Linked DNA regions of Homo sapiens: region 1 is linked to region 2. A link is a loop called in an ENCODE intact Hi-C map of the cell type or tissue named here. Cell type or tissue: PC-3. All regions are shown on one strand. Links, peaks and the distances in the headings refer to the core of each region. The heading gives the core; the rest is flanking DNA. Region 1 has its middle 51 kb from the start of LINC02411. Region 2 holds the start of LOC105370067 (a long non-coding RNA gene).

Region 1 (14,326 bases), core at 8,981-11,480, 200 kb after region 2:
AAGCCTTCATTCTGAAGACCACCGTGTATACATGTTAAATAAATATGCCTTTTCTCCTATTAATCAATCTGCCTCATGTCAGTCATTTCTCAACAGACCTTTAGGGGACCCAGGGCCTTGGCCCACACATCACTTAGTTGGGTCTACACATACAGTGAGCTGACTGTGAGCCAAACTTCATCCAGGGATCCATTTATTACCTGGCACCCACAGGAGCCCTTCTAAGAGGCGAGACACAAAGCATGATGTCTCAGTCGTGATGTCTCAGTCCTGCTTTCCATCACAGCATCTGCTTTTCACGGTGTTGCAAGGTCCTTTGTCTTCCTCTTAGGGTTGTGGCAAGCTCTTCCATCAGTGATGTCAGGACTTGAAAAACGGCTTAAGACTGGACATTGTGTAAGGGATTGTAACTTTTTATGGCGCAACATCCTCAAACTCCTGCTTGCTTCTTCTTGCCTTTTGTTTTTTCTTTTCTTTTCTTTTCTTTTCTTTTCTTTTTTCTCAGACAGAGTCTCACTCTGTAGCCAGGCTGGAGTGCAGTGGCGCAATCTCTGCTCACTGCAACCTCCGACTCCCTGGTTCAAGCAATTCTCCTGCCTCAGCCTCCCGATTGAGATTACAGGCATGTGCCACCATGCTCGGCTTATTTTTGTGTATTTTTAGTAGAGACGGGTTTTCACCATGTTGGCCAGGATGGTCTCGATCTCCTGACCTCATGTTCCACCTGCCTCGGCCTCCCAAAGTGCTGGAATTACAGGCATGAGCCACCACCCTGGGCCTGCCTTTTTAAAGATACAGATGTTAAGTAGCACCCTGGTTGCTGGCCCATCCATTTTGTTTTGAGAAAGGCCATTCTCTGCTATCCATCTCCACAATGCCTTTGGGTCAAACTCCCTCGAATGTCCCTGCACCCTTGCTGAGAGTTTTATGTTGATTGCAGCCTTCTGGCTTGTGGGTTTAAAGTGCAGCCACCTGTGTTACCTCAGGGCTTCCACATCCCTATGGATGTTGATGATCCTGCCCGGGTGATCAAAGAGCCTTCCTATGGTCAGCTCTGGCCTGCAAAGCAGAACTGCCACCGACCCTCTTAGAGACGCCAGTGCTGTCTCTCCATCACATTCCCATGCACATTGCAGCATAAGCCATCGCCTCGGTATCTCCTAGGGGCTTTCTCGAGAAACACGATTTTCTGCTGAGTCATCTGGACTTAGTATATTCATTCCAACACACTGATTTCCCTCAGCCTCTTTTTTCTTACCATCAGCAGTGTTTTTTCTAGGCTTCTAAAAATCTTCCCAGCAGTGAATTCGTCCCAGTATCTGGGACTCTTCTAGGGTGTAAATACCATGAGAGAAAGTGTCTCAAGGCAATGAATGCTCATGTATGCAGTATTGCCATCCTGGCCCTTAAAATCCATCCCCAAAAAGTGAGCAATTCCCCTCGTTCGTGCTAATGCATGCAGGCTAATCTGTCCCATGTGTTTTTTTAATGTCTGATCTCTCTGTGCTAACTTTTCAGTATCAACATATACCCACCTGGTTTATGCTAGGTGTCAACCCTAGTTGTTAGTCTGGCAGCCAGGAAGGGAACTGGGCGCAGAGTTGAGGGAGCACTTGTTGCCTGAAGGATTTTTCAGTATACTCAAGGGAGTGCTACTTCCTAGGAGGGGAGGGTGGTCCAACCCTAGAAGCCATCTGCACAGGGGCAGTGTTGTGGCATCAGCATCCTCAGCGGGGGACATCCCACCCCATGCTCCAGGGCTCCAGACCTTTACACAACAGACCTGTCTTGGCTGAGCATCCAAATGTCTCTGCAACTCAGCAGCTCTAAAAATTAAATTTGTTTGTTTGCTTTCAAATCCGCTTCCTTGAGTTATAATTGTACACAGTAAAAATCGCATAGGTTTAGCAATCCCATTTCTGTGTATATACCCAAAAGAAGTAAAATTAGGATTCTGAAGAGACAGCTGCACCCCCATGTTCACTGCAGCATTATTCACAATAGCCAAGCTATGGACACAATATAAATGTTCATCCTAAAATGAATGGATAAAACAACATGATATTCACATACAAGGGAATATTATTTAGCCTTACAAAAGAAGAAACTCCTTCAGTATGCAACAACATCGACAAACCTAGAAGACATTATGTGGACTGAAATGAGCCGGTCACACACCGTGTTTCCATTTATAGAAAATGACCAGGATAGGCAAATCTATAGATAAATAAAGTAGATTAGTAATTCCCCAGGACTGGTGAGATTGGGGAAAAAATGAAAAGCAACTGCTACTGGGTACAAACATTTTGGGGGAGGATAACAAAAATGTTCTAAAATTGACTGAGATGACAGTTGCACAGCTCCCTTAATACAGTAAAATAATTTGACCGGCACACTTTTTTTTTTTCTGAGACAGAGTCTCACTCTGTTGTCCAGGCTGGAATGCAGTGGGGCAGTCTTGGCTCACTGCAACCTGTGCCTCCTGGGTTCAAGTGATTCTCGTACCTCAGCCTCCCTGAGTAGCTGGGATTACAGGCACGTGCCACCACGCCTGGCTATTTTTTGTATTTTTAGTAGAGATGGAGTTTCACCATGTTGGCCAGGCTGGTCTCGAACTCCTGACCTCTGGTGATCCTCCCAAAGTGCTGTGATTACAGACATGAGCCACTGAGTCTGGCCCTATACACCTTAAGTGGGAGCGTTCTATGGCATTGAATTATGTATCTCAACAAGGCTATTTTTAAAACCGGGCAAATGTGGTGATGAATTTCAGGGCAGAGCAGCTGAAGCCTGTTGGTGACACTCCCTGCACAGTCTGAAGTATGTTTCTATGGCTATCAGAATTAGGTCCCTGGGTGTGGCTGTATGATCGTTTACATTTGTTACTGCGTGTTTTAAGGTCAAAAGTGCTCTACTAACCAGTGGTATTGGCAAATATTCTCATATTCCAAAGCAAATTGCTAGATTATCCATCTGCACACTAGAAAACAAGAGTATACAAAAGTTTGGAAGTTGAAGAGTTCAGGAAGTGGATGTGAAAGAGAGAAGCCCATTTGAGAGAGTTAACATCAAAGAGAGTCCCTCTTTCTTTTGACCTAGAAAGAAGAGTATTTGTCTCTCACCTTAAGCCAAGTGGGAGATAAAATTCTAGAACTTTGCCCTGGAAGTTGTGGGAGCACCAAACTTAGGACCAAAAACACTCCTCAAAATGCCTACAGGAGAGATGCTGCGTCTGGAGTCTCCTGCTTGGCATTGGAGCAATGATAGGGTCCCTGTGGAGAAGTCGCTGCATCCTCACAAAGGTGCTGGCAGGCATCAGGATGTCAGCCTGCAGGTGATGAGACCCCAACAAGCAGAAGCAGAACCAAGTACCCTGGGGCTGGGAGGAGTGGTCTGGAGAACACTGCCTTCACTGAGAAATGTCTTGTCTTAGGACAGCAGGGAATTTTCTCAATGTTGGCAAAAAGTAGATGTTCAATAAATGTTTGCAGTGGTAAATTTATCTTCTCATGTTGTTTCATTCAGGAAAGCAGACAGCACAGGCATTTCAAACAGAAGGAATTTAATTCAGGGAAATTTCCACAGAGGTGATTGAAAAGCCACTCAGATAGTAACAACTGACACGAGTGGCTTTCACCCTCAGCTAGAGAGACAAAGGGACATGGTGATGTTATTAAAGGCGGGAGCCTGGGTCTTAGATTTAAATCTTGAACCATAGCAAACCCATGCAGAGGGAGATGGATCCACACGGGAGACTCAGCTGCCACCAGGCAGCAAGTAAACGAGAGTAAAACCCTGGCTTCCCCTTCCCGTCACTGTCTGCCACTGGGCATCACAGACTACAACCCTCAGCTGTCGGGGGACCCGTCTCCCAGAAACATGAGTTCTCCGGCCTCATCTAGAGCAGGATCCTAGAAAAGTTAGACCCACTGATTTGGAATTTTTGCAATATTTCTGCACTTGAGAAATTTTACATAATGTCAAGAATTTTTGCCATGGAGCAGGTTCCCTTTTTGTTTTAGTTTAGGTGTGCTTGTTTTAGTGTTAGGATCTCTGCCAAGCAGATAATCAAAACTCTCACGTTAGTGACGGTGTTCAAATTTGACATTGTGTCTTTAATCTATTTACTATCAGAAATGGTTTGAGGCACTGCTGTCTGAGAATTAGGAAAATTTAAAAAGTAAATAGAACATTGCTTTCACAGTGTTCCCCACACAGAACTAGAGGGGGGAATCTTATTATTGCATTCACTACAGGAAAACTGGCTCAGGCCAAAAATGAACTCCAGCAAAGGCTCTAAATTTTTCCAGGCCATTTCCCCATCTTTGGACCAACTCTTTAGAGAGTGACATGATCCTAGTTTGGAATTTTCTGTGGAAAGGAAACATTTTCTGTAACGCACAATAGGGCTGTATTGAGTTAAATGGGTGTGTTCTGGACTGGCTAACAAGCCTGCAGTTCTTAAAGTCAGTATTTTAAAACTATAACAACAATTATTTAGGAGAAAGAGAAAGTAATCTACGGGGGAAGAGTGGTCAGAGGTAATCATTGTTCTCTTTCACTTTTATTGTTCTGAGCAATTCAGCTCTAGCCCCTAATTTGCACATCAACTGTAAAAAAAGCGAAAAGAAGGACTACAACAACAGTAACAATAACAACAACAGACCATGTGGTTAATCAGAAATATTCTCTTAGAAAATATGATTGGATATTTTTTCTTTATTTTATTTTTATTTTTATTTTTTTTTGGAATAGGGTCTCACTCTGCCACCCAGGCTGGAGTGCAGTGGTGCAGTCTTGGCTCACTGCAGCCTCAGTATCCCCAGTTCAAGCAATTCTCCCACCTCAGCCTCCTGGGCAGATGGGTTTACAGGCACATGCCACCACAACCGGCTAATTTTTGTGTTTTTTGTACAGACAGGATTTCGCCACGTTGCCCATGCTGGGGATATTTTTTCTTACTCTATACAGCTCTCTCACTGAGAGGGATTCAGTAAAGATCCCGCTCTCTACCCGTTGACATTTCCAATGCCCATTAAAGGTTGGCATCCAGCAATGCCTAATTTGATGATTTCTTAATATGATCTCAATCTAATGGACTGGAAAATGTAGGTCACTGATGGAATTGACACAAAAGTGGATGTTAAAAGGTAGAACTTGAGGATGGGAGAGAGTCTCAGATAAAAGGGAACAGAGGTAGCTCTAAGGTAGAGTGCTTGAGAAAATGGCTAGATGACATTTCAGACAGGAGGCTGGGGAAGATATTGCATCATTGCATTGGCCCCGTTTTAAATGTCAGTGAAATCCAAAGAGGAAGCATCCATCTGGGACTGGAGCACAAGTGCTCAAGCGAAGCCCAGAAAGCCCATGGAAAGCCTCTGCTCCCATCACATCTGCTAAGGATGTACCAGCCAAAACAGGATACATGGACAGGCCTGAATTCTATGGGGCTACCCTTGTTCCCATACCACAATCCTAATTACTACAGAGAAATCATACATCTTCATAATTGGTAGAAAGTCACCATTTTTTTGTTTTCATTAAAATAATTGTCTCAGTTGTTCTGCGCTTGGCGAGGTAAACCCCGGGGCTTAGACTTGGTTCCAGGATCACGCTATTTTAAGCTAATTTTTATTGAGTGTTAGGATCCCTGCCAAGCACATGATGGTCTCCTCACCAGAGATCATATCACGTGATTGGGAGTACGTCCCAACCCTGCACCTCGCCAGTGGGGAAATGCCAAATCTATAAAAACGAGTGTAATAATAGGATCGATCACATCTGTTGCTTCCAAGAATAAGATAATGCATGTAAAAGTGCACAGCCCATCGCTCACAGTAGATGTGTCATAAGTGATAGCTGGTTTTGTTGTTATGTATAAAATTCTGGTAACCTTAGTAGCACCCCATAGGAATGTTAATTAGGATTAAGTTAGATGGCTAATGCAAGCTAAATTCCTTCACTAACTCCCTTGCTTTCTCTCCTTTTTTTTCTTCTGCTTCTCTTACATTGCATACCCATATCATATAAGCGAGAGGGAATGTGGAAAGAAAAAGTATTAAAGATGAATTTATACTTCTCTTGGAGTAAAAAAGGTAAATGTATTTTTGGATAGCAATGATCTTCCCAAAATGTTACTTAGTCAAACTCTTGGGACTAATATTATGAAAAGTATTGGGAGTGAGCAGAATGTTTTCCATGGGAGTTTAGAACAATTTAATGTGTTCCATTATTCTGGTAGAGAAGGAAAACACAAATAAAAAGAGAATTACTCTTCAGGAAAAACAAAAATGAAGGCTGTGCCTTCTCTGCACTAATCTTTTCAGATTTTTCTTTCTAGTAAACTTTTAGAATATTTTCTTGATTTAGCATTTGCTAGTAAATATGACGGCTAGTTCAAATCAACATTACTAAACAGTTGAAAAAATTAAAATGCCACAGATAGGAACATATGTAATTTTTTTCTCATTCCTCTATGTAATTTATACTTCATTTTATAGCTTCAAAAATCCCTGCAAGCATTGCATAAGAAGAAAGCGTTAATTAAGAAGAAAGATGGATTGATTGGAACAATATGTTTGGCTTATTTTATAAGAAAAATAAAAAAGATCTACAAATTGGTTATATAGTGTTGCATGTCATAAAAACCTTGCCAATATTTCTGTATATACCAAAACATAAAACAGGAAGATAGAATGGAGAATGCTTGGAAAATAAATATTTTAAAGTTGCTATGCAAATGTCTTACATTTATGCATACATTTGGATAACTTTAGCTGCTTATAACATGTGAATATGTAAATGAGAATATGCATGTTTATAATACTGTGGGAGAAGATCACCCTACCCAAAGAATGAATGCAATTGATGTGAAACTAATTTGGAAAACTTAAATCTCAACCTGAACTCCGTATGCCTTCTCTAGTATCAATGCATTTACTTCCCCGTACTGATATTAGAAATTGGATTGATTGCCACATTGTTAACCATGACCAAATGTGATAGTAGTTTCTCACACCATGTACATACTTTGGTGATGAACTTGCTGTACTGCCAGTCATTTGACAGCATGTGACTTGGTGATTTCTAGAATTTGCTTTGATTTTTTTGTACCTAATAGAGAATGTATTTTAAAATAGATTTTGGATTAAAAAGAACTTCTGTTGCTGGTCAGCATGACATAAAAGGGTCTGAATTTGCCTTCCTGGCTGACACAACAAATAGGAAAACATATTAGAAACAAGAGTTTCTGACCTCAGGCCTCAGGCAGTGCAGGGCAACTGGTCACTGAGAGAGGAGAAATAAATGAGGTGAGCCCTACAATTGCTTCAGCTTACTACCAAGAGAAAACTCCCAGGCTGCCAAGTAAAGAGGAAGGTACTGGCAGAGCCTAGATATCTCCAGTTGCAGAGGCAGAGATGGAATTCCAGGAAGATAAGAGTGGCTGAAGTTCCTAGGTGAGAGTAGCTGGAAAGAGAATTGCTGCAGTTCAATAACCATATACTAAACAAACAATCTCTACCCATACACCTCCTCATACATGAAAGGCAACTCAAAATGGATCAAAGACCTATAAGGTTTCTAGAAGAAAATTAGGATAAAATTGTATGAAGTGAAGTCAAAGTTTTATTTACTATAACATCTGAAGCATGATTCATAACAGATTCTGAAAATAATACATTTGATTGAATAAAAATGAAGACCTGCTGATCAAAAGACAAGGATGGTTGGAAATGTTTGTGAATGATGCATTTTTTTTTTTTGATAAAAGGCTTGGATCCAGAATATGTAAAATGTTTCCACAAATAATATAACATTAATCTAATAAAAAGAGAAAAGGATGAAATATAAGAGTTTGTAGGCCGGGCGCGGTGGCTCAAGCCTGTAATGCCAGTACTTTGGGAGGCCGAGGTGGGCGGATCACGAGGTCAAGAGATCAAGACCATCCTGGCTAACACGGTGAAACCCCGTCTCTACTAAAAATACAAAAAAAATTAGCCAGGGGTGGTGGCGGGTGCCTGTAGTCCCAGCTACTCGGGAGGCTGAGGCAGGAAAATGGCGTGAACCCGGGAGGCAGAGCTTGCAGTGAGCCGAGATCGCACCACTGCACTCCAGCCTGGGTGACAGAGCAAGACTCTGTCTCAAAAAAAAAAAAAAAAAAAAGCAAAAAAAAGTTTATAAAGATGCTAAACATCATTATTCACCATGGAAATGCAAATCAAAACCACGATGGGACACCACTACCCTCCTATTAAAATACGCCAAATTAGAAAGATTGATCATGCCAGATATTGGTGAGGATGCAGAGGGCCTGGAACTCTCACACATTGCTTGTGGGAATGTAAAAATGTACGTGATTTGGAATACGTTGGATACATTTTGGCAGTTTCTTAAACTTAACTATACACCTACCCTATGACTCAGTAGTCACACTCAAGGTGTTTACTCAAAAGAAATGAAAGGGTATCTCCTTACAAGTTGTACGTGAATGTTCACAACAGATTTATTTGCATTAGCCAAAAGAGTAGAGACAGCCCACATGTCCATCAATATGTGAACAGAAAAACACTTTGCTGTTTATCTGTACAAGGCAACGCTGTCCAGCAGTGAAAAGGAATGAGTTATTGGTACACCCAACAGCATAAATGATGAACATCCAAATAAATACACTGAGTGAAAAAAAAAGGCAGACAAAAGGACTACACACCATGTGTTTCCATTTGCACAAAATCACGGAAAATTTAAACTAATCTATAGTGACAGAAAGTCAATCCAGGGTTGCCTAGAGCAGGAGTGACGAAATACAAAAAGCCATGAAGAAAACTTTTGGGAAAGCTATTATTGTTCATTATCTTGATTGTGGTAATAATTCCAGCGGTATAAACATATTTCAAAACTTATCAAATTGCATACTTTAAATATATGCAATTTATTATATGTCAATTATAAGGCAATAATGCTCTATTAAAAAGATAATTTTGAAGGATGAAAAAGCATCATGTAGATGAGAGAAAATAAATTACTCTGTGTAAAAGCGCCTGTAACTAAGTAACTGAATTGCTTATCTATCATGCAAAAGTGACCTCAAAAATGTAAAATTATAAGTATTGTTTTCCTTAGGCAATTTTCATAGTAACCTATAAGATCCAAATCTTTGATAGTCTGTATGTTACTTATAAGAAAACGAAGTAAGAATTAATCATGTAAGTTTTAGCTTAGGGTTGAGCTGACAAGTTTAATTTCCCAATTTATTTGCTGGAAACATGATTTGCATATATGAATACATGTGCAGTTGCATTTTTAATATTGTCTTCAGTGTTATTTATACAGAGATAATAAGAGATATGTTATTCACTTCTTCAAAATTCACCCTTTACCCCACAGGTGGTCGCATCTCTGGGATCTGGTGATATTGGTAGTATTAAGCATCCCATATTAGATTCGGGGTGATGAGAATTTTATGATAGAAGGAAAGACTCGTTATTAGCTTTATATGACTTCCATTATTGTTAGCACCAGTAAAGATGTTTAATCACTATTGCCTTATAATGGTGTTATAAATTCAGGCTAGTCAAACACATAGTAAGTACATCCTTGCTTACCTATCCTAAACCTGCAGCGGACATGATTAATCAATCCCGTCTCTTTTTGAGGCAAGGCTTTGGTCTTTGAATTCCTCTCACCACATTACCCAAGACAAATACCATGTACAGGGAGACAGCGCATGGAAGCTAAGCGTAATTTGCTATCCTAGCTCTAGAGAATTCTGTACAAACTGACTGTTCTGGTTGTGTGCAACTTGGCGTGGAATGTGTAATATCTACCCAATAATTAAGAGGCTTATTAAGAATAACAATGGTAATGCTTTTCCTTTTATATAAATTGCTTTTTTTAGTACAAATGTAATACATGCTCATTAGAGAGAAATTTGGAAGGCACCAAAAATCACAGAGAAATATCATTATTGCACCTAATCCCACCGCCAAGATAGAAACGCTAGTGCCATCTTGCGGTCATTTTTTTTTTAGCTATTTTAGACTTTAATGTAAATGGTAATAATATACAAATGAGTGAGTGCACACTGAATAGTGCCCAATTCTTGCAAAATCAGTGGTGACTTAGAATGCTACTTGCAAATGATTCAAACGATAAAACCTGTCTCTTGTAATTTTGTTCCTGTCTATAAAGAAGGAACCAAATACTAGGACAACACACCTGCTGCGCAGGCAGGAGACACTGGCCTGGTTGGTGGTAGATTGGGCCTCGGGGCTCATATTCACTTTTAGTGGTGGTCGAGATAAGAGTTACATGAAAAGTATGGTATGAAGAAAAGGCTTGGTTATGCCATGGGTGAGGGATTGTCACAACAACCCAATGCAATGGAAAATTAAAAAGTATAATTATTAAAAAATAAGTGTTTAAAAAGGACATCCGGGCTGGGCACGGTGGCTCATGCCTGTAATCCCAGCACTTTGGGATGCTGAGGCAGGCAGATCACCTGAGGTCAGGAGTTCAAGACCAGCCTGGCCAACATGGTGAAACCCTGTCTCTACTAAAAATACAAACAATTAGCTGGGTGTGGTGGCACACGCCTGTAATCCTAGCTACTTGGGAGTCTGAGGCAGGAGAATTGCTTGAATCCGGGAGGCAGAGGTTGCAGTGAGCTGAGATCTTGTCATTGCACTCCAGCCCGGGCAACAACAATGAAACTCCATCTCAGAAAAAAAAAAAAAAAAAAAAAAAACCCTCCGTAATCTGTGGTGGTAGATGATGATTTCCATCCATTACACCAATCACCTTGCATCAACTCTTCAGTACTAAGTAGCTATTCTTCTAGACATCTAATTTCTTGAGGTCAGAGACCACCTTATTCATCATCATGTTTAGAAAACTGTGGTGTTGTGTTTGTCAAGATGGGCTAGGTCACACTGTGTTAACAACCCCCGAATCTCAGTGCCGTAAGGTGGGGCTTGGCAAACTATGGCCCAAGAGCCAAATCAAATCCACAAACTGCTATTGTAAATAAAGTTTTGTTGGAACACAGCCATTCCCATTTGTTTCCAGATTGTGTATGACTGATACCACTCTCCAAGAGCAGAGGTGAGTAGCTTCGGGAAGAGTCTAAAATTCTTACTATCTGGGTCTGTAGAAAAAAACAAGTTTGCCAATCTCTTGCTTAAAGCAACAAAGAACTATTTTGCAGTCGTACTAAAGATGCACAGTCGGTTGGTCTTGGAGGTGAGGCCCTGCAGATTGTATTCACTCGGGGACTCAGTCTGATGGATGACAACCTTGGCACACGCTTCCGTGATCACACTGCAGGAATGAGCGTGGAGGGTGAAATGCCAGCAATCAAATTATTCCAGCTGTGGATAATTTCCGCTCACACATTATTAACTACTCAGAGAAAATTCCCCTGCCTAACTTGAAGAAAGCCAGCAAGTGCAGCCCCTCCCCGTGTGTTCAGAGGAAGTGGACACCTGTATATCAGGGCAACATATCTGCCACAGAACTAAGTAACATTGTCCTTGAATAAGCAAATAAACAAAAAAAAATCATAACCAGTTTATGCAATTCATTTGCTTTTAATTTCAAATACATTCATTAACCATCCTCTGTGAAACATCATGCTAGATACTAGTACATCCACCTGCCTTCATGTAACTTACATTCTAGTAGGGGAAACTAAACGTTAAATTCTCCATCTTAACGTAGACAACATTTCTCCATTTCACATTAATCTCTGTACCTTTCTGGTTTAAAAAAAAAAATCGTGGGTTGTAATATCTCCTAATTACTAACTAGGGCAGTATACTGCTAGTATTATTATTGCTATTCAGAGGGAGAAATTTTGGATACTTTTCCAAAGTCATCCCTGACGATCAGCAAATTTATTTCTAATGCCATCAGAGTCTGTACTTCTCAATCAAATCTGAATCTGGGGAGCATTTTTTAGTGTTGTTTTTAACCTAGGATCTGATTTATAATTACCTGGCACTTCAAAAATACAAATTTATTTGTGGATAATTGATTAACAGGCGCTGTCAGAGAAAAGCCTCTGATTTAAGCATCTCACACAGATTGAAAGAAACACCCAGCCAATAGGTAATCTTGTTTAGTTGAAAGAATGACAGGAAGGGAATTTTCCTGGACTCCCATCTCCAAAATTTATTTTTTAGCTAAAAAGTGCTAGCTCCTGCTGTGAGTGGACAAAAATGAGGGTGAGAAACATGAAATATAAATTAGTTCTGACTATAGCAAAATGCAAAACACTCAATGACTGAGAAATGTTTTTATACACCTACAATGGTGATGCCCCAAAAGGCTCACTGTCCCTTCTCCCGCTGGGACCGCATATTAATTCCAGAGGAAAAACCTCAGGTATTGTTTTTCATCCCGTAAACAAATAACATCAGTCTGTTGGTGGGGACACAAGCTGGAGTTGCATCATAGAAGGTTGACGATCTGATGAAACATGAACATCAGGGCCAAAGACAAATGCTCAGAAAAAACGTTCAGTTAGAGATCAAATGTTTCAACTTCATAATGCTTTTCCTTCCTTGACAATGAAGGAAATGCAGGTCTGCAGGCATCAAGAGGAAACTGTTACAGCTGAGGTTTCATTGCATGAGCAACAATTATTGGCTGTAAAACCCACACATTATAGTGGAAGGAAAACGTCTCTCTACTAAAATAACCTTAGTCCAACTTTGAGTATTGGCACAAATGTTCTTTTGGTTTCAGTGATTTTTCTCTATTTCTTTTTCTCTTTTCTACTTTATTGACTTCTATTTTTTATTACTTTTTTTTTTTTCTGTTTCTGATGGACTTGATGTGCTTTCTTTTTCTTTTTCTGATGTTTTAACGTAAACAGTCAGGTCATTGATTTTAATACTGTTATTGTAGTATGTGTTTATTGGTAATTTTTTTCTCTAACTATAATTGTGGGTGTGTCTATTTCTACTTTATGCACCACCAGTGTTTGCTGCATATATTTAGAAGCTCTTTTATTGGTACATAATCATTTGGTATTATTGTATCATTCAATCGATGGCTCATTTTTCATAAGGAAATGACCCTAATTCACACCAATAGTGCTTTTTCTGAAACCTACTTATCTGATATTAATAAAGCCTCTTCAGCTTTTTAAAATTAGTATTTCCAGGGTGAATATTTTCCTATATTTTTCTTTTAATCTAACTTGTGTCTTTATATTTACACTGGGTTTATCATTGTGTTTTTTGGGGGTTTTTTGTTTTTGTTTTTTGATTTAAGTTTCTTGTAGAAAGCATATAGTTTGCTTGTTTATATCCAATTTCACAATTTATGTCTTTTTTATTGTGATCTTTTGACCACTTATATTTTATCAGTTACTGCTATGGTTAGGTTTAAATCAAACATCTTGTTATTAATTTTTTTTATGTATCTTCTATTATTTTTATTCCCTTTTAACATCTTTTGCCTTTATTTACACTTTAACTGTTATTTACTTCCACTTTAAATTCCATATTCTCCTATTAGCTTCCCGATTTTTAGATGGGTGATTTAAGATTTATAGTCTATAATTTGAATTCATTGCAGCCTACTATGAAGTCATAATGTACTACTCCATGTATGGTACAGGAAACTAATAGGAATAGTTTTCCAATGTTTCCTGCCCAACTTTTATACTCTTGCTGTCACACATTTTATTTCTGTGTTTTAAGCCTAAATCTCACAATAATTGTTTTTCTTCCTTAAACGGTCTTTTATCTTTTAAAGATATTTAAGAAATAGTAATCATTTTATAATTCTCCCACGCATTTATTATTTCTTATATTCTTTAATCCTTTCTGTAGACTAGAGTTCCAGTTGCTTTTATTTTCTGCTGTCTGATTAACTTTTTTATATTCCTTTCAGTGGTATGGTGGTTTTAAATCTCTCAACTTTTACCTAACTGAAAACATCTTCATTTCTCCTTCATTTTTGAAAAATATTTCTGTGGGATTTAGAATTTTAGGATGACATACTTTTGTGCATTAATCTAAAGTCGCTTCACCACCCTCTTACTGGCACTGGTTCTGCTGAGAATTGTGCTGTCATTGTTAATTTTGTCTTTCTGTACATAATGATTCTTTTTTTTTTTTTAAGACAGTCTTGCTCTGTCACCCAGCTGGAGTGCAGTGGTGCAACTGTCTCTCACTGCACCTCCACCTCCCGGGTTCAAGAGTTTGTCCTGCCTCAGCCTCCTGAGTAGCTGGGATTATGGGACCCCGCCACCACGCCTGGCTAATTTTTATATTTTTAGTTGAGATGGGGTTTTGCCATGTTGGCCACGCATCCTTTT
Region 2 (17,305 bases), core at 6,062-8,561:
TATGTATATATAGACATATATACATACAGACATCAATAATATTAAATTGATATGTATGTATGTATATATACACACATATATATACATACACACTCACACATATATATACCTTTGATGGAAAAACCATATAAATTAACATTATGTATTTATTATATTTTATATTACATCTAAAAATTTATATATATACATATATATACATATATATATATATCTCAAGGTACAAATTTGCTTAGAGTTCAACTTTCTTAGAAGAAAAAAAAGGCAAGTGAATGAACAAGGAAAGGGCAAGAAATCTCAGAGATGTCACCGTGCGTTCATTTGGAAAAGTTCACAGGTACACAGAGTTTCTCTTTCACAGGTTGAATATTCAAAATTAAAATGAGTACTTTATCACACGTCTTCCTAGTGGATATGCTTTTCTAGCATTAACTTTTTTTAAGATGATTCTAGTTCATGTCATCCTTCAGAAACCAAAATTAGGCATCTCCAAGAGCCAGATGCTTGTGTAATTAGAAAAGAGAGCTACCTTGACAGTGTGGGATGTGGAGACATCCCCTTTGCTCTGCAGGCGTGCAGGTGAGTCCAGCACCGTGGGCCTCCTGTCCTCTGGGTGGCTCTCTGGAAACTTCCCCCCACGCTGTGCGTCTTGTTCTGGAATAAGCTTTCTGTGAAGAATGCCTTGCCAGCCTCTTGGCTCCCTGGGGGGAGTTGCATGCCTCTCTCTTTCTCCTTGTGATTAATTTATCACAGAGAATGTGGTTTGCTGAAGAATCCAAATTAAAAGTGTCTCTCCTGGTGTCATTAATCACATCCTGAAAGTGCGTCAGTTCCCGGGGCTGGGGCTGTCTCATAATGCCTGCTGAATTTCAGATGCTACTTTGTCTTAGTCTCCTTGGCAAAATGCGATTTTATGGACTGTGTCTGGTGAAGGGTTTGGTCCCAAGTAGAATTTCTTTAGGAGTAGTCTGAAGGCCTGTTCAGACTACCCACTGAGGAGCTGTTGATTTATATATTAATACCAATTCTGGGGCCCTGTTCCAGAAAATCTGAATCAGAATCTTGGGGAAATTGAGTCCAGAAATCTGTACGATTGACCAGTGTGATGGTTAATACTGAGTGTCAACTTGATTGGATTGAAGGATGCAAAGTATTGATCCTGGATGTGTCTGTGAGGGTATTGCCAAACAGGGTTAACATTAGAGTCAGTCGCCTGGGAAAGGAAAACACACCCTCAATCTGGGTGGCCACCATTCAATCAGCTGCCAGCATGGCTAGAATATAAAACAGCCAGAAAAATGTGAAAAGGCTAGACTGGCCTGGCCTCCCAGCCTGTGCTGTATGCCTCCCACCCTCAAACATCGGACTCCAAGTTCTTCAGTTTTGGCACCCAGACTGGCTCTCCTTGCTCCTCGGCTTGCAAACAGCCTATTGTGGGACCCTGGGACTGTACAAGTTAATACTTAATAAATGTGCGTATATATATCACTTGCATTATATATATATATAAAAATATATGTTATATATATTTTATAAATATATATAATAATACATAATATATATAAATTTATGTATATTTATATATGTGATATATATCAATTTATATATATTTATATATAATATATATAAATTTATATATATATAATAAATATATATATAAATTATATATAATATATATTATATATATATATAAATTTATATATTTTATATATAATATATAAATTTATATATTTTTATATATAATATATATATTTATATATATTATATAATATATATTTATATATATTTTATATATACATAATATATAAAATATATATAAATTTATATAATATATATAAATTTATGTTTTTATATATATTTTATATATATAATAAATATATATATTATATATATTTTTATAAAATAATATATATAAAATATATATTATATAATATATAATAGGATATATAATAGGATATAATTATATATTATATATGATAATGAGCATAATTATATATTATATATGATAATATATCTTATATATGATAATATATAAGATATATTATATATGATAATATATAAGATATATTATATATGATAATATATAAGATATATTATATATGATAATATATAAGATATATTATATATGATAATATATCATATATATTATATATGATAATATATCATATATATTATATATGATAATATATCATATATATTATATATGATAATGATAATGAGGACAGAGGCCATTTCTCTTACTATCCCCTGTCTCCAAAGAGAAGGAGGAAGTAAAAGCTGAAAAACAACAGACTGATCGACACCGCTGGTCAGGCCTGTAGGTTAAAGATTAACCCCCACCCTAATAGCTTGTGCTACCTATAGATCACAGACTATGGTATGGAGAAGTACTTGCATTGCTTATCCCCACCGCTAATGTATGTGGACATAGTCATGTACCCCATGCATGCTCACTCTATCACAACCCTTTCACGTGGACCCCTCAGGGTTGTAAGCTTTTAAAAGGGCCAGGAATTCTTTCTTCAGGGAGCTCAGTTCTTGAGATGCAAGTCTGCCAACCTCCCGGCTGAATAAAGCCTCTTCCTTCTTTAACCTGGTGTCTGAGGGGTTTTGTCTGCAGCTCATCCTGTTACATTTCTTGGTTTCCTGACTGAGAAGTGAGGTGGTTGATGGACGGTCGAGGTAGCCCCTTAGGTGGCTTAAGCCTGCCCTGCAGAGCATCCCTGCGGAGGACTCTGGCTAGCTTGAGTGACGCAGATCCTAAGAGTGCTCCCGGGTAGCCATCTGCCCTGGTGGAATGCCTCGTCAGAGCGGTGCATGGCAGACCCTGCGAGGATCAACACAGTGGCTGAACACCAGGAAGGAACCAGTGTTTGGAGTCTGGACATCTGGAATATGGTAGGACCGGTCCTGGGAACTTGCCCCCTCCATTTGAGTGGAAGCATGGCCTGATCACCCACGGTGTGCCCTTATTGACACTTTGGTCTCAGTTTTGATTTTGATTTGGCTTGGCTTGTTTGAAGAAAGGAGAGTGAAAGTGAGTGAATACTTGTGATTGACACAAATCTCCTCTTGTGGCGTGAGTGTTCTTTTCTTTCTTTTCTTGTCTTGGGAAGGAGATGGGTAAAACACAGAGTAAGCCCACTCCATTAGGAACTATGTTAAAGAATTTCAAAAAAGGTTTTAATGGAGATTATGGGGTTACTATGACTCCAGGAAAACTTAGGACCTTGTGTGAGATAGATTGGCCAGCATTAGAAGTGGGTTGGCCGTCAGAAGGAAGCTTAGTCAGGTCCCTTGTTTCAAAGGTATGGCATAAGGTAACTGGTAAAGGACACCCAGACCAAGTTTCCATACATAGACACTTGGTTACAGCTGGTTTTAGACCCCTGACAGTGGTTAAGAGGACAGGCAGTAGTACTAGCGGCAAAGGGACAGACAGTCAAGGAAGACTCCCGCTCCACCCACCGAGAGGAGTTGGCTCTTAAAGTCCTGTCCGACCCAACATCAGAGGATTAATGGCAAGAAACAGCACCAGTGGCCCGCACTGTTACCAAGAAGGAAGGCCTCCCACTCCTGAGCCCACTGCGCCCAAGCTTCCACAAGGCCTACATACCCCTAGGCCACCCAGAGTAGAAAAGAAAGGATGTGAGACCTTGGGAGAAACCCTTCCCTTGGCAGCCTGTTTGAGGCCTAGAACTGGCATACAAATGCCCCTGAGAGAGCAATGGTATACTGGGGTAGACGAGGACGGGCATATGGTGGTGCCTTCGTGTATCAACCCTTCACCTCTGCCGATCTCTTCAACTGGAAAAACAATACCCCATCCCATCAACCCTTCACCTCTGCCGATCTCCTCAATTGGAAAAACAATACCCCATCCTATACCAAAAAGCCTCAAGCTATGATTGATTTGCTCCCAACTATTATCCAGACCCACAACCCTACTTGGGCTATTGCCACCAGTTGCTCACGTACCTCTCTTTAACATGGATGAAAGGTGAAGGGTTCTCCAAGCAGCAACTCAGTGGCTAGAGGAACATGTTCCAGCTGATTACCAAAACCCCCAAGAGTATGTGAGGATCCAATTACGAGGAACAGACCTCCAGTGGGACCCAAATGAAAGACAGGTTATGCAAAGGCTAAACCGGTACAGGGAATCCCTCCTGGAAGGGTTAAAGAGGGGATCTCAGAAGGCCACAAACATTAACAAGGTCTCTGAGGTCATTCAAGGGAAAGGTGAGAGCCCGGCACAATTCTATTAGAGACTATGTGAGGCCTATCTTATGTATACCTGCTTTGACCCTGAAAGCCCTGAAAATCAGCACATGATTAACATGGCTTTAGTTAGTCAAAGTGCAGAAGACCTTAGAAGAAAACTACAGAAACAGGCTGAGTTTGCAGGCATGAATACTTCATAGTTATTGGAGATAGCCAACCAGGTGTTTGTGAAAAGAGATGCAGTAAGCCACAGAACCGCAGCGAGAGTGAACGCTAAGTCCGGTGAAACGCCGAACTGCTAGCCGCAGCTATTAAAGGGGTGCCCCCGAAGGGCGAGAGAAGGGGGGGCCCGGGAAAAATACCAGTCTGGCCGTCCATGCTTGCAGAGTAACCAGTGTGCTTACTGTAAGGAAATAGGACATTGGAAGGCAAGTGCCCCCAGCTGAAAGGGAAACAGGGTGACTCTGAGCAGGAGGCCTCAGACAAGGATGAAGGGGCCTTGTTCAATCTGGCAGAAGGGTTACTGGACTGAGGGGGATCAGACTCATGTGCCCCAAAGAGCCCATGGTCAGGATGACAGTCGGGGGGCAAGGACATTGAGTTTCTTGTTGATACTGGTGCTGAACATTCAGTAGTAACCACCCCACTCACACCCTTATCCAAAAAGACTATTGATATAATCGGAGCCACAGGGGTTTTGGCAAAGCAAGCTTTCTGTTTGCCCTGGACCTGCACTGTAGCGGGGCATGAGGTAATTTACGAGTTCCTGTACATGCCTGAGTGCCCCTTGTCTTTACTGGAAGGGACCTACTTAGCAAGCTGAGAGCCACTATCTATTTTACAAAGCATGGCTCTTTACAGCTAAATTTACCTGGAACGGGAGTCATCATGGCCCTTATGGTTCCTCTGGAAGAGGAATGGAGACTCTTCTTAACTGAGCCAGGCCAATAGATAGGACCAGCCCTGGCTAAGTAGTGGCCAAAGGTGTGGGCGGAAGACAACCCTCTAGGGCTGGCTGTCAACCAGGCCCCAGTACTCATAGAAGTTAAGCCTGGGTCCCAGCCAGTCAGGCAAAAGCAGTACCCAGTTCCCAGAGAAGCCCTTGAAGGCGTCCAGGTCCATCTCAAGGGCCTGAGGGCCTTTGGAATTATAGTCCCTTGTCAGTCTCCATGGAACGCTCCCCTCCTACCTGTTCCCAAGCCAGGGACCAAGGACTACAGGCTGGTACAGGGTTTCTGCATGGTCAACCAAGCTACAGTGACTTTGCACCCAACAGTACCTAACCCGTACATGTTGTTGGGTTTGCTGCCAGCCGAAGACAGCCGGTCCACCTGCTTGGACTTGAAAGATGCTTTCTTTAGCATCAGACTAGCCCCTGAGAGCCAAAAACTGTTTGCCTTTCAGTGGGAGGATCCGGGGTCAGGTGTCACCACTCAGTACACTTGGACCTGACTCCGCCAAGGGTTCAAGAACTCCCTCACCATCTTTGGGGAGGCACTGGCTCAAGACCTCCAGAAGTTTCCCAGCAGAGACCTAGGCTGCGTGCTGCTCCAGTACATCGATGACCCCCTGCTGGGACACCCCACGGCATTCGGGTGTGCCAAGGGAACAGATACCCTGCTCTGGCACCTGGAGGACTGTGGGTATAAGGTGTCCAAGAAGAAAGCTCAGATCTGCAAACAGCAAGTATGTTACCTGGGATTTACTATCTGACAGGGAGAGTGCAGCCTGGGATCAGAAAGAAAGCAAGTCATTTGCAACCTGCTGGAGCCTAAGACCAGAAGGCAGGTGAAAGAATTCTTAGGAGCTGTAGGGTTCTGCAGGTTGTGGATCCCAAACTTTGCAGTATTGGCTAAGGGCCTATACGGAGTCACAAAGCGGGGAGACAAGGAACCTTTCAAATGGGGGTCCTGACAGCAGTGAGCTTTTCATGAGTTAAAAGAAAATCTCATGTTGGTCCCAGCCCTGCGGCTACCTGACCTGACGAAACCTTTTACACTGTATGTGTCAAAGAGAGAAAAAATGGTGTTTGGAGTTTTGACCCAGACTGTGGGGCCCTGGTCGAGGCCAGTGGCCTACCACTCCAAACAACTAGACGGGGTTTCTAAGCATTGGCCTGCATCTTTAAGGACCTTGGCAGCAACAACCCAGCTAGCACAAGAAGCGGATAAGCTAACTCTTGGGCAAAACCTAACTATAAAGGCCCCCCATGCTGTGGTGACTTTAATGAATACCAAAGGACATCAATGGCTAACGAATGCTAGACCAACTAGATACCAAAGCTTGCTCTGTGAGAATCCCCACATAACCATTGAAGTTTGCAACACCCTGAACCCTGCCACCTTGCTCCCGGTATCAGAGAGCCCAGTTGAACATAACTGTGTAGAGGTGATGGACTTAGTTTATTCTAGCAGGCCTGACATCCGAGACCATCCTTGGACATAAGTAGACTGGGAGCTGTACATGGACAGGAGCAGCTTCGTCAACCCATAAGGAGAGAGGTGTGTGGCATATGCAGCGGTAACCCTAGACACTGTCACTGAAGCCAAATCGTTACCCCAGGGCACTTCAGCCCAGAAGGCCGAACTCATTGCTTTAATTCAGGCCTTAGAGCTAAGTGAAGGTAAGACTGTAAACATTTACACTAACTCTCGGTATGCCTTTTTAACCCTCCAAATGCATGGGGCATTATACAAGGAAAAAGGCCTGTTGAACTCTGGGGGAAAAGACATAAAGTATCAGCAAGAGATCTTGCAATTATTAGAGGCAGTATGGGAGCCCCAAAGGGTGGCAGTCATGCACTGCAGAGGACACCAGTGAGCTTCCACCTCGATTGCCTTGGGGAACTCCCAAGCTGACTCAGAGGCTCGAAAGGCAGCATCCACCCCGTACTGGGTGTTAGTCACAGCCCCCCTGCTCCTTCAGTCACCTGACCTTGTGCCTACTTATTCTAAAGAAGAGAAGGACTTTCTCCAGGCAGAGGGAGGACAGGTTATAAAAGAGGGATGGATCCAGTTATTGGATGGAAGAATAGCTGTGTCACAGCTGCTAGGGGCTGCAATTGTACTGGCTTGCATAAGACCACCCACCTAGGCGAAGAGTCATTTGAAAAGTTGTTAGGCTGGTACTTCTACATCTCACATCTGTCAGCCCTTGCCAAAACAGTGGCGCAGCAGTGTGTCACCTGCTGGCAGCACAATGCTAGGCAAGGTCCAAAAGTCCTGCCCAGCATACAGGCTTGTGGAGCAGCCCCCTTTGAAGATCTCCAAGTAGACTTCACCAAGACGCCCAAATGTGGAGGTAACAAGTATTTGCTAGTTCTAGCGTGTACATACTCTGGGTGGGTGGAGGCCTATCCAACACGAACTGAGAAAGCTCATGAAGTAACCCATGTGCTTCTCTGTGATCTCATTCCTAGGTTTGGACTGCCCTTACCAATTGGCTCAGACAACGGGCCGGCATTTGTGGCTGACTTGGTACAGAAGACAGCAATGGTATAGGGGATCACATGGAAACTACATACCACCTATCGACCACAAAGTTCTGGAAAGGTGGACCGGATGAATCGGACTATCAAAAATAGTTTAGGGAAAGTGTGTCAAGAAACAGGATTAAAGTGGGTACAAGCTCTCCCTGTGGTATTGTTTAAGATTAGATGTACCCTTTCTAAAAGAACAGGATATTCCCCTTATGAAATATTATATCATAGCCCCCTCCCACACTACAGGGACTCCCAGGCACTCCGCAAGAGCTAGGTGAAATTGAGTTACAGTGATAGCTACAGGCTTTAGGGAAGATAACAACAAAAAATTTCAGCCTGGGTAAGTGAGAGGTGCCCCATCAGCTTACTCTCCCCAGTTCACCCTTTCTCCCCAGGTGATCGGGTGTGGATCAAGGATTCGAACGTAGCCCCCTTGCAGCCACGGTGGAAAGGACCCCAGACCGTCGTCTTGACCACTCCCACAGCCATAAAGGTAGAGGGAATCCCAGCCTGGATCCACCACAGCCACGTAAAACCTGCAGCACCTGAGACCTGGGAGGCGAGACCAAGCCCGTACAACGCCTGCAAAAAAGTAACTTTGAAGAAGACGACAAGCCCTGTTCCAGTCACACCCAGAAGCTAACTGGTCCACGCATGGCCAAAGCATGAGGAAACTCATCCTGGAACTCATTTTCCTTAAATTCTGGATTTGTACAGTAAGGACTTCAACTGACCTTCTTCAGACTGAGGACTGTTCCCAGTGTATGCATCAAGTTACTGAGGTAGGGCAAAAGGTTAAAACAGTCTTTCTGTTTTATAGTTATTATGAATACACAGGAACTCTAAAAGGAACTTGTTTATATAATGACACCCAGTATAAGGTATGCAGTCCAGAAGATGGACAACCTAGTATTCGTTATGATCCATCTGAACACCCCATGACCACAGTGTTTGAAATAAGGTTGAGGACTGGCAACTGGAGAAAAGCCAATAAGAGTAAAATAATAACTAGAACAGAAGAAAAGGGAGTCCCCAAACAAATTATCTTAAAAGTTGACACCTGTGCAGCAATCAACAGTAACCTGTATAGAAATAGAATAAGATGCGGCTCTCTAGATTGGGAAAGGAGCCATACAGTAGAAAATAAGTATGTTTGTCATGAATTAGGACTGTGTAATGATGAATGTAGTTACTGGTCCTGTGTCATTTAGGCCACCTGAAAAAAGGATGAGAAGGACCCTGTCTGCCTTCAAAAAGGAAAGAGTAACTCTTCCTGCACTAGTGGTCACTGTAATCCATTAGAACTAGTAATTACCAATCTCCTTGATCCCCGTTAGAAAACAGGAGAGTATGTAACTCTAGGAATAGATGGAACTGGACAGGATCCCTGAGTAAATATTTTAGTCCAAGGGGAGGTCCACAGGCGGTCTCCCAAACCAGTGTTTCAGACCTTTTATGAGGAGCTGAATCTGCCAGCACCAGAGCTTCCAAAAAAGGAAAAAAGAGACAAAGAACTTGTTTCTCCAGCTAGCAGAAAATGTAGTTCATTCCCTCAATGTTACTTCCTGTTATGTATGTCAGGGAACCACTACCGGAGACCAATGGCCTTGGGAAGCCTGAGAATTGGCACTTACTGATCCAGTTCCTGACACAATTCCAGTCCCAAAGGCCCAAACTAGCAACTTCTGGGTCTTGAAAACCTCGATTATTGGAGAATACTGCATAGGTAGAGAGGGGAAGGACTTCACCATCCCTGTGGGAAGGCTCAATTGCCTAGGACAAAAGCTATATAACAGCACGGCAGGGACAGTCACCTGGTGGGGTCTCAATTGCACTGAAAAGAGTCCATTCAGTAAATTTCTCAAGTTACAGACTGTTCGGGCCCATCCAGAATCTCATTGAGACTGGACGGCTCCCGCTGGACTATACTGGATATGTGGACATAGAGTCTACACCAAGTTACCTGACCAATGGGCAGGTATTTGTGTCATTGGCACCATTAAGCCATCTTTTTCCTACTGCCTGTAAAAAAAGGTGAGCTCCTAGGTTTCCCTGTGCATGCCTCCTGAGAAAAGAGGAGCATAGCTATAGGAAATTGGAAAGATGATGAGTGGCCCCCCAAAAGAATCATACAGTACTACAGGACTGTCACATGGGCACAAGACAGCTTGTGGGGATGCCAAACCCCCTTCTACATGCTCAACTGGATCATACGGTTACAGGCCATCTTAAAAATAATCACTAGTGAAACTGGCAGAGCTTTGACTCTTTTTTAGCCTGGCAGGAAACCCAAATGAGAAATGCCATCTATCAGAATAGATTGGCCTTAGACTGTTTGCTGGCAGCTGAAGGAGGAGTATGAAAAATTCAATTTGACCAATTGCTGTCAGCAAATAGATGATCAAAGACAAGTAGTCAAAAATATAGTTAGAGACATGACAAAGCTGTCACATGTGCCCATGCAGGTTTCACATGGGTTTGATCCTGGATCCCTGATTGGAAAATGATTTCCAGCTCTAGGAGGATTTAAAACTCTTATAATGGTAATAATAATAGTGTTAGGAACCTGCATGTTACTCCTCTGTATGTAACCCATATTTGTCCAGTTACTAAAAGGTTTTGTTACTACCTTAGTTCATCAAAAGACCTCAGCACAAGTGTATTACATGAATCACTATCGATCTGTCTCACAGGAAGATCTAGATAGTGAGGATGAGAGTGAGAACTCCCACTACTGAGTGAGGGTCTCAAAGGGGAGAATGAGGAGAGAGGCTATTTCTCCTACTGTCCCCTGTCTCCAAAGAGAAGGAGGAAGTAAAAGCTGAAAAACAACAGACTGATCGGTGCCACTGGCCAGGCCTGTAGGTTAAAGATTAACCCCCACCCTAATCGCTTGTGCTATCTATAGATCACAGACAATGGTATGGAGACATACTTGCATTGCTTATCCCCACCGCTAATACTAACATATGTGGACGTAGTCTCGTACCCCATGCTTGCTCAATCTATTACGACCCTGTCACCTGGACCCCTTAGGGTTGTGAGCCTTTAAAAGGGTCAGGAACTCTTCCTTCAGGGAGCTCCATTCTTGAGAAACAAGTCGCTGATACTCCTGGCTGAATAAAGCCTCTTCCTTCTTTAACCCAGTGTCTGAGGGGTTTTGTCTGTGGCTCGTCCTGCTACAATAATATATATATGTTATATCCTATTATATAATATATTTATATATTATATATTATATTATATATATTTTATATTATATAATATATTTATATATTTTATATTTATATATTATATTTATATATATATTTATATATTTTATATTTATATATTATATTTATATATATTTATATATTTATATATTATAATATATAATTATATATTATAATATATATTCATATATAATCTATTATATATGAATATATATTATAATATATAATTATATATTGTAAATATATAATATGTAATTCATGGTCTATTTCTTTAGTGCTCAGCAATAACATTCAGCACAATTTTACTCTCCTTATATGTTATATATAATATATAATTATATATAACATAGGATATAACATATATATTATTGTGTATATATATATATATAATATATATAATGCAAGCAATATATATAGGCACTTTTGTTAAGTATTAACTTGTACAGTCACAGGGTCCCACAATAGGCTGTCTGCAAGTTGAGGAGCAAGGAGAGCCAGTCTGAGTCCCAAAACTGAAGAACTTGGAGTCCAATGTTTGAGGGCAGAAAGCATCCAGCACAGGAGAAAGATGTAGGCTGGGAGGCTAGGAGATACATATATATGTGTATATATATGTATACACATTATACATATATATTATATATATAATATTATAATATACATATAATATATATTATATGTATAATATTATAATATAATATTATATATATATAAATTCTGTCCCTCTAGAGAACCTGACTAATACAACCAGCTTGCCAAATTATTCTGCTATGCTTGAAGGTGTGATGGCCTCTGGTAGGCAGCATTTTCGTGCCTTCCCTGCCCCAGTCTTGGTGGTTGTTAGTAGTCTCTTGCTGAGCCTTAACACTTAGAGTCCTTAGAGTGACTTACTCATGTGGTTTGCCTGGTACTGTCGTATTTTAGACTTGAAAATCCTGCATATGAAGAAACTCCTTAGTCCTCTGAAACCCGGTACAGTTTGTCACTCTAGCTGCAGACTCGCAAGGTGTCCAGAGAGCACTGCCATCTCCTAGATCATCATTAAAACAATATGTATTAAGTTCTTCTTGAGCCAGGCACATTTCTCAGCACCGGGGGGGACCTACGCACCAGAGATAAGAAAAAAGGAGAGTAAAATTGTGCTGAATGTTATTGCAGAGCACTGAAGAGAGAACTAGACCATGAACGGAGGACAGAAATGATGGAGAGTGGGGAGGAGCGGCCTCATGGAGAAAGCACCACTTGCCCAACGATCTGGAGGAGACGAGTGAATGAATCATGCCAGTATAGACAGGGTGGGTGGGGGTTCCAGGTAGATGAAAACACAATGCAGTTGGCAAGAGGCTGTACAGAAAATATTCCAAATAGGTTCTGAGAAAATGTGTCTAGTAGATGGTAATGTACTGTTCACTTAAAGGGTTAAGAGTAGGTTGTTCACTCGAGCAGTTCTCCACCTCATGACATTGATACTTGAGGACAAATAGATCTTTGCGCAGGGGCTGACCTGTGTATTGTAGTTTGTTTATCAGCACTCCCGGCCTCTACTCACTCGATGCCTGTTGCAGCCCCCCAGTTGTAACAATCAAAATTGTCTCCAGACATTGCTAAATGCCTGGGGCATGCCAAGTTGCCTCCAGTTGAGAACCAGTGACTTAAACCAATCAAATGCATGCTTAAGAGGGAAATCAAGTATTCTTTTCAACCCATACAGAAGTGATTGTAGAGAGATGTCTGGCAAGAAAAGTCCAGTCACACCAAGAAACATAAATGCTACAAGAATGACTCAAAAACAAATAAACAAACAAAACATCTAAGGCAATTCTACGGAAGCCATTCTACAGAAGTCTTTATGGGGGGAAAAAGGATTTAAAATAATTTACTTCAGCCAATAGAGAATGTGCTCTTCCTGAAGTTAAAGGACTTTTCTTCCAGAACTGAAGAGTCGCATCGGATTCATCAGCTCCAGAGGGAAGAGGTGGCTGTGATCCTGCTGGAGTCGGAGCAGCTCCAAAGGACACTCACAGAGAGAAGAAGGCTGAGACTGCGTGTATCGTCTCTGGATTATATACAGCATTTAGTTTTTAGAGCAATAAAAATATTAGCTATAATTTCCTGAGAACCTAAAATGTACCAATCCCTCTTCTAGGCACTTTCTGTACTTTATTTTTGTCTCATTACAAAAACTTTTTGGAGTTGACATTGTCATCATTCCCATTTAAATGCAAGGAAATTGAGATTCAGAGAAGTTAAGGTGTGTTGTAAAGATTAAATCAACCAATAAATGTGTGGTGCTTAGACTGGTACTTACCATGTAGGAGTTGCTCAGTGGACTTTTGTTAGGAAGCTCTTTTTCTCCTGCAAAGCAGGAACTTAGGGAAGGTGATCCATGCTCATGGCCTGTGGCAAGATCAATCTGAGACCCACTGGTCTAGAGAGAGCCTGTTCCTCTGCATATTCCCAAGTGCCACATGTACAACACTGGACACTCAGGGAACTCTTTAAATGTTGGGAATGAGTGGAAAGCCCTTTCACATTGCTTCTTTCAAGGTTCTAACTGGTGGTCTTCTTCCTCCCTTCTCTTCCCAAGGCAAACAAAGACTGGACTTACTCATTGAGTGCAAAACACACAACAAAGGCTGAAGGCACTTCAAGCACTCGTGGTCCAAAGATCGGGCAGAAAAATTCAGATGCATCCTCACAAAGTGAGTTGTTGGTTTTGTTTCTTTGCTTGCCACCAAGCTAAATAAAAGTGTTGTTGTCTTGGAATAAGAGGAGGGGATTATGCAGTGCAGACTCTCTGAGTCTCTGAGCCCCTCACTCTCTTATCACCATTGTCAGGGAGCTGGGAAGACTGTGGTTTGGCTGATGTCCTTCTCCTTATTCTCTGGGGAGACCCACCTCTCATTGACAGCCAACAGGATGCCCATATTTGGTTCCAAAACAGGGATGCCCACCTGGGTTCTGAGGCTCTGCTAAGCAGCCCCCTCCTCCATCATAGACAAGTTCAATGTTTCCAGGATACCCTGAAACCCAAAATTCAACAGTGTAGCTTTAGACATAAGGGATAATGGGATGTGAAGGGAAGAGACCCTTCAGGGATTCAAATAGTGTCATTGCACCTGACCACCAGGCTTCCCACTGAGCCTGCATAGAGATGCAGCCACAGTGACCTGCGTCTTTGACTTGAATCTGTATTAAAATATGGTGTCTGTTTTTGTAAACTTTTTACCGAATCCTGAAATATATGCAAAAAGTGAATTTATATTATAACATAGAGAAAAGTGCACATATGTGTACAGTGTGATGAATTTTCACAAACTGATACACTCAGAGCAAGAAATTGAATATTACTAGAACACCAGACTCATTCCTCATGACTATGTCTATTTATGACCCTCCCTCTTAGGGTAACATGGTACCGACTCCAACACCATGGCATAGCTCTGCTGGCTTTAGAGGTTACTTTGTTCTCGTCTGTGTCTGACTTCCTGTATTAGTCTGTTCTCACGCTGCTAATAAAGACATAACCAAGACTGAAAAATGTAGGAAGGGAAGAGGTTTAATTGACTCAGTTCAGCATGGCTGGGAGGCCTCAGGAAACTTATAATCATAGTGGAAGGGGAAGCAAACACGTCATTCTTCACATGGTGGTAGCAAGAAGTGCAGAGTGAAGCCAGGGAAGAGCCCCTTATAAAATCATCAGCTCTCGTGAGAACTCACTCACTATCACGAGAACAGCATGAGGGTAACCGCCCCCATGATTCAGTTACCTCCTACCGGGTTCTTTCTACCACACCTGGGGGAACTACAATTCAAGATGAGATTTTGGTGGGGACACAGCAAAAACTTATCACTTCCCTCTTGCAACAAGATGTTAGGAGTATCATCTGTGCTATTGTGCATAGCTGTAGGTTTGGCCATTCTTATTCCTAAACATATGCAATTATATGACTGTACCATATTGAATTTATTTGTTGTATTGTTTACAGGCATCTGGAGTCATTTCCTGTTTGGGCTATTATGGCAGTCCTGCTGCAAACATGCTTGTGGCTGTCTTTGGGTGAACACCTGCATGCATTTCTCTTGGATATAGTTTTGGGGTTTTTTGTTTTGTTTTGTTTTGTTTGTTTCAGATTTAGGAGTTTGAACTTCTGAGTCAGAGGGCATATTACTTTCTTATTGCTACTGTAACAAATTACTACATACTTTGTAACTTAAAATAACACAAATGTATTACCTTACAGTTCTGGAGGCCAGAACTTCAGCTTTACAGGGTGAAAAACAAAGTTCAGTGGGGGCTGCTTCCTTTTGGTACTAAGGGACTGTGTTTCCTTGTCATTTCCAGCTTCTAGCGATGTCCACATTCCTTGGCTCCTGGCCCCTTCCTCCACCATCAAAGTGCATTGTTCTCATCTCTTTTGTCATCACCTCCCCTTATTCTGACTTAGGTCCTCCTGCTTCCCTTTTACAAGGACGCTTGTTATGACATTGAGCTCAATAAGATAATCTAGGATCATCTGCCATCTCAAGGTCCTTAGCTAGTCACTTTTGCAGAGACCTTGTACCCTGGAAGATGACATACTCCCAGGCTTCGGGTACAATGTGAACATCATTGGAGGGCCAGTATTCTATCTGTCACATGGGATAAACCTCAATTCAACTTTAGTAGACGTTTTGGTGAATGTACCAATTAACCTCCCAATGACAATATTTGTGATTTCTCTCAGATCTTTGCCAGCACTCAATATTTTCTGCTTTTTTAGTTTCTTTTCTGCCATTCTAATGGATATGTGTCTGATTTTTGTACTATTGAATGGTGAGTGATGAAATAATGCTGCATTTTATTAAAAATAACTTGATGTTGAGACTTGCTGGAATGGATTAATAATAAGAAGAAAACATAGAAAAGTTATTTTTCAAAAAATCCAAAAGTGGGTCAGTGCTGCGGTAGCTGATGAATGACTCTCCCACATAGACGTGGGCTCCTTGGTACACACGAAGGTCTGTCCGCGCTGCGCTCTTTCCAAATGATGTTCCTGTCTGAGCATCACTCTTTGGGAGGAATTTATCCTTGGAATTCTAGATGCAACCAGCCACTAGGAAAGAGGGTGTGATTTCTGGAGTGTCCCTCTTTCCTGGAAAATTTGCCCAGCCAAAGTGTCAGAATTCCATATGTTCCAAGTCGCTACGGCAGCCAATTTTTCTTCCTGAGATTCATCTGTCTTTTGCCTTGGAGTTTCCTGGGGCAGGGAGGGGTGACTGTTCTCTAGGAAAGCATAAGAAGCAGAAATGTTGTTGTGAAGATGGAAGGAAAGAGCAGTTGTGCTTGAGCTTTTAGACCTAAGTAAAGTGCTAGGGTATATGTTGAGGGGTGGATGTTAAAGGTCGGGATGGAGAACATGAGCCAGTAAAGTTTCAGGAGAGAAAACCAAGATGCCCCAGGAAGGCAAGCCCCTGCGTGGCTACTGGGATGCACTTTTATTTGGGATCTAGAAAGAATAAAGAGGCAGGTGCAGAATTGAGACTTGAGCAGCAGATAGCTGGAAGGCATATTTGGCATCATGTAGACAACAACCCTGCCAACACCTAGAAATCATCCTGGGCTGTCCCCCACCTCTACTCAAATGCAATAACCTCCCTCAGGTGACACACCCCGGAAGTGCACGTGGACGATCTGATGGTTCTCCAGACACATCCACAGCACTGGGGCGGGTCCTCAGGCTGCCCGTGGAATCCCCGCAGTAACCAGACGCCTCTGTCATAACCCAGGGGCCATATTTTTAGAATCAGGTACTAAGTGCCATGTGCACAGACTTTGAGTTCTGGCAGTTTCACTTCTTTATGGCACGTGGACGATGGGTGGCAGCTGCTGCCCCAGGTGCCCTGCCGTGTCATCCAATCATCTCCGTCTCCTTGTGGGGCTCCACTTCTGGGATACCTGCACCCAACTCTGCAAGGCCATCAGCAGAAGTGTCAGTGGCTAGCACAGCAGGTGGATCTAGAACCAGCTCTCAGCTCTGTGCCCGCCACGCCATTTGTTAAATACTTTGAAAACCATCCTTAGGCAGAAACATTCTGCCTTTGCAAGCTCCAAAGAACATTTCACCCACCTCAGTGCTCTCTGTGTGGATTTGAAAAATACAGCCAGAAGGGCAGCTTGTAGGGAGGCATCGCCACCTGCCTTCAGTGGACTCTGTCTGCAAGTACACAGAGAATGATGCTATTATATTTTGGTAGTAAGAGGAACAAAATAATAATTAAAATAAACGCAGAGGTGCCCAGAGCCTCACAGGACATTTCTCACTGGTACACAGGCCTCTGGGAAGCAGAAGGGAATTGATCTCCTTTGCAGCCAAAACCATGCCGACCTCTGCGGTTTTGATTTATGCCTCTG

Evidence for each region. Hi-C counts contacts between places; a loop is a spot of excess contacts. Peaks named below come from ENCODE experiments on the same cell type or tissue, not always from the same donor. Only the 100,000 strongest peaks of a DNase experiment are listed, where the experiment ranks them.
Region 1: it touches region 2 in a loop (5-fold over the local background); 2 of 110 quality-filtered maps call a loop at or near these places.

Annotation. Positions count from the first base shown.
Region 1 is chr12:127,680,359-127,694,684 of GRCh38, forward strand. No RefSeq gene overlaps it. Among named protein-coding and RNA genes, the nearest start is that of LINC02411, 51 kb to the left of the region's middle. In PC-3, for the core only: a CTCF peak has its summit at 10,009 (motif pointing left); no DNase peak of the experiment used is centred there; H3K27me3 peaks cover 597 bases.
Region 2 is chr12:127,478,666-127,495,970 of GRCh38, forward strand. LOC105370067 (a long non-coding RNA gene) reads left to right here and starts at 5,863. Exons shown (of 4, transcript XR_945528.4): 1 at 5,863-8,481; 2 at 13,499-13,613. In PC-3, for the core only: CTCF peaks have their summits at 7,003 and 7,202; DNase peaks (open chromatin) are centred at 7,126 and 8,556; H3K27ac peaks cover 2,106 bases.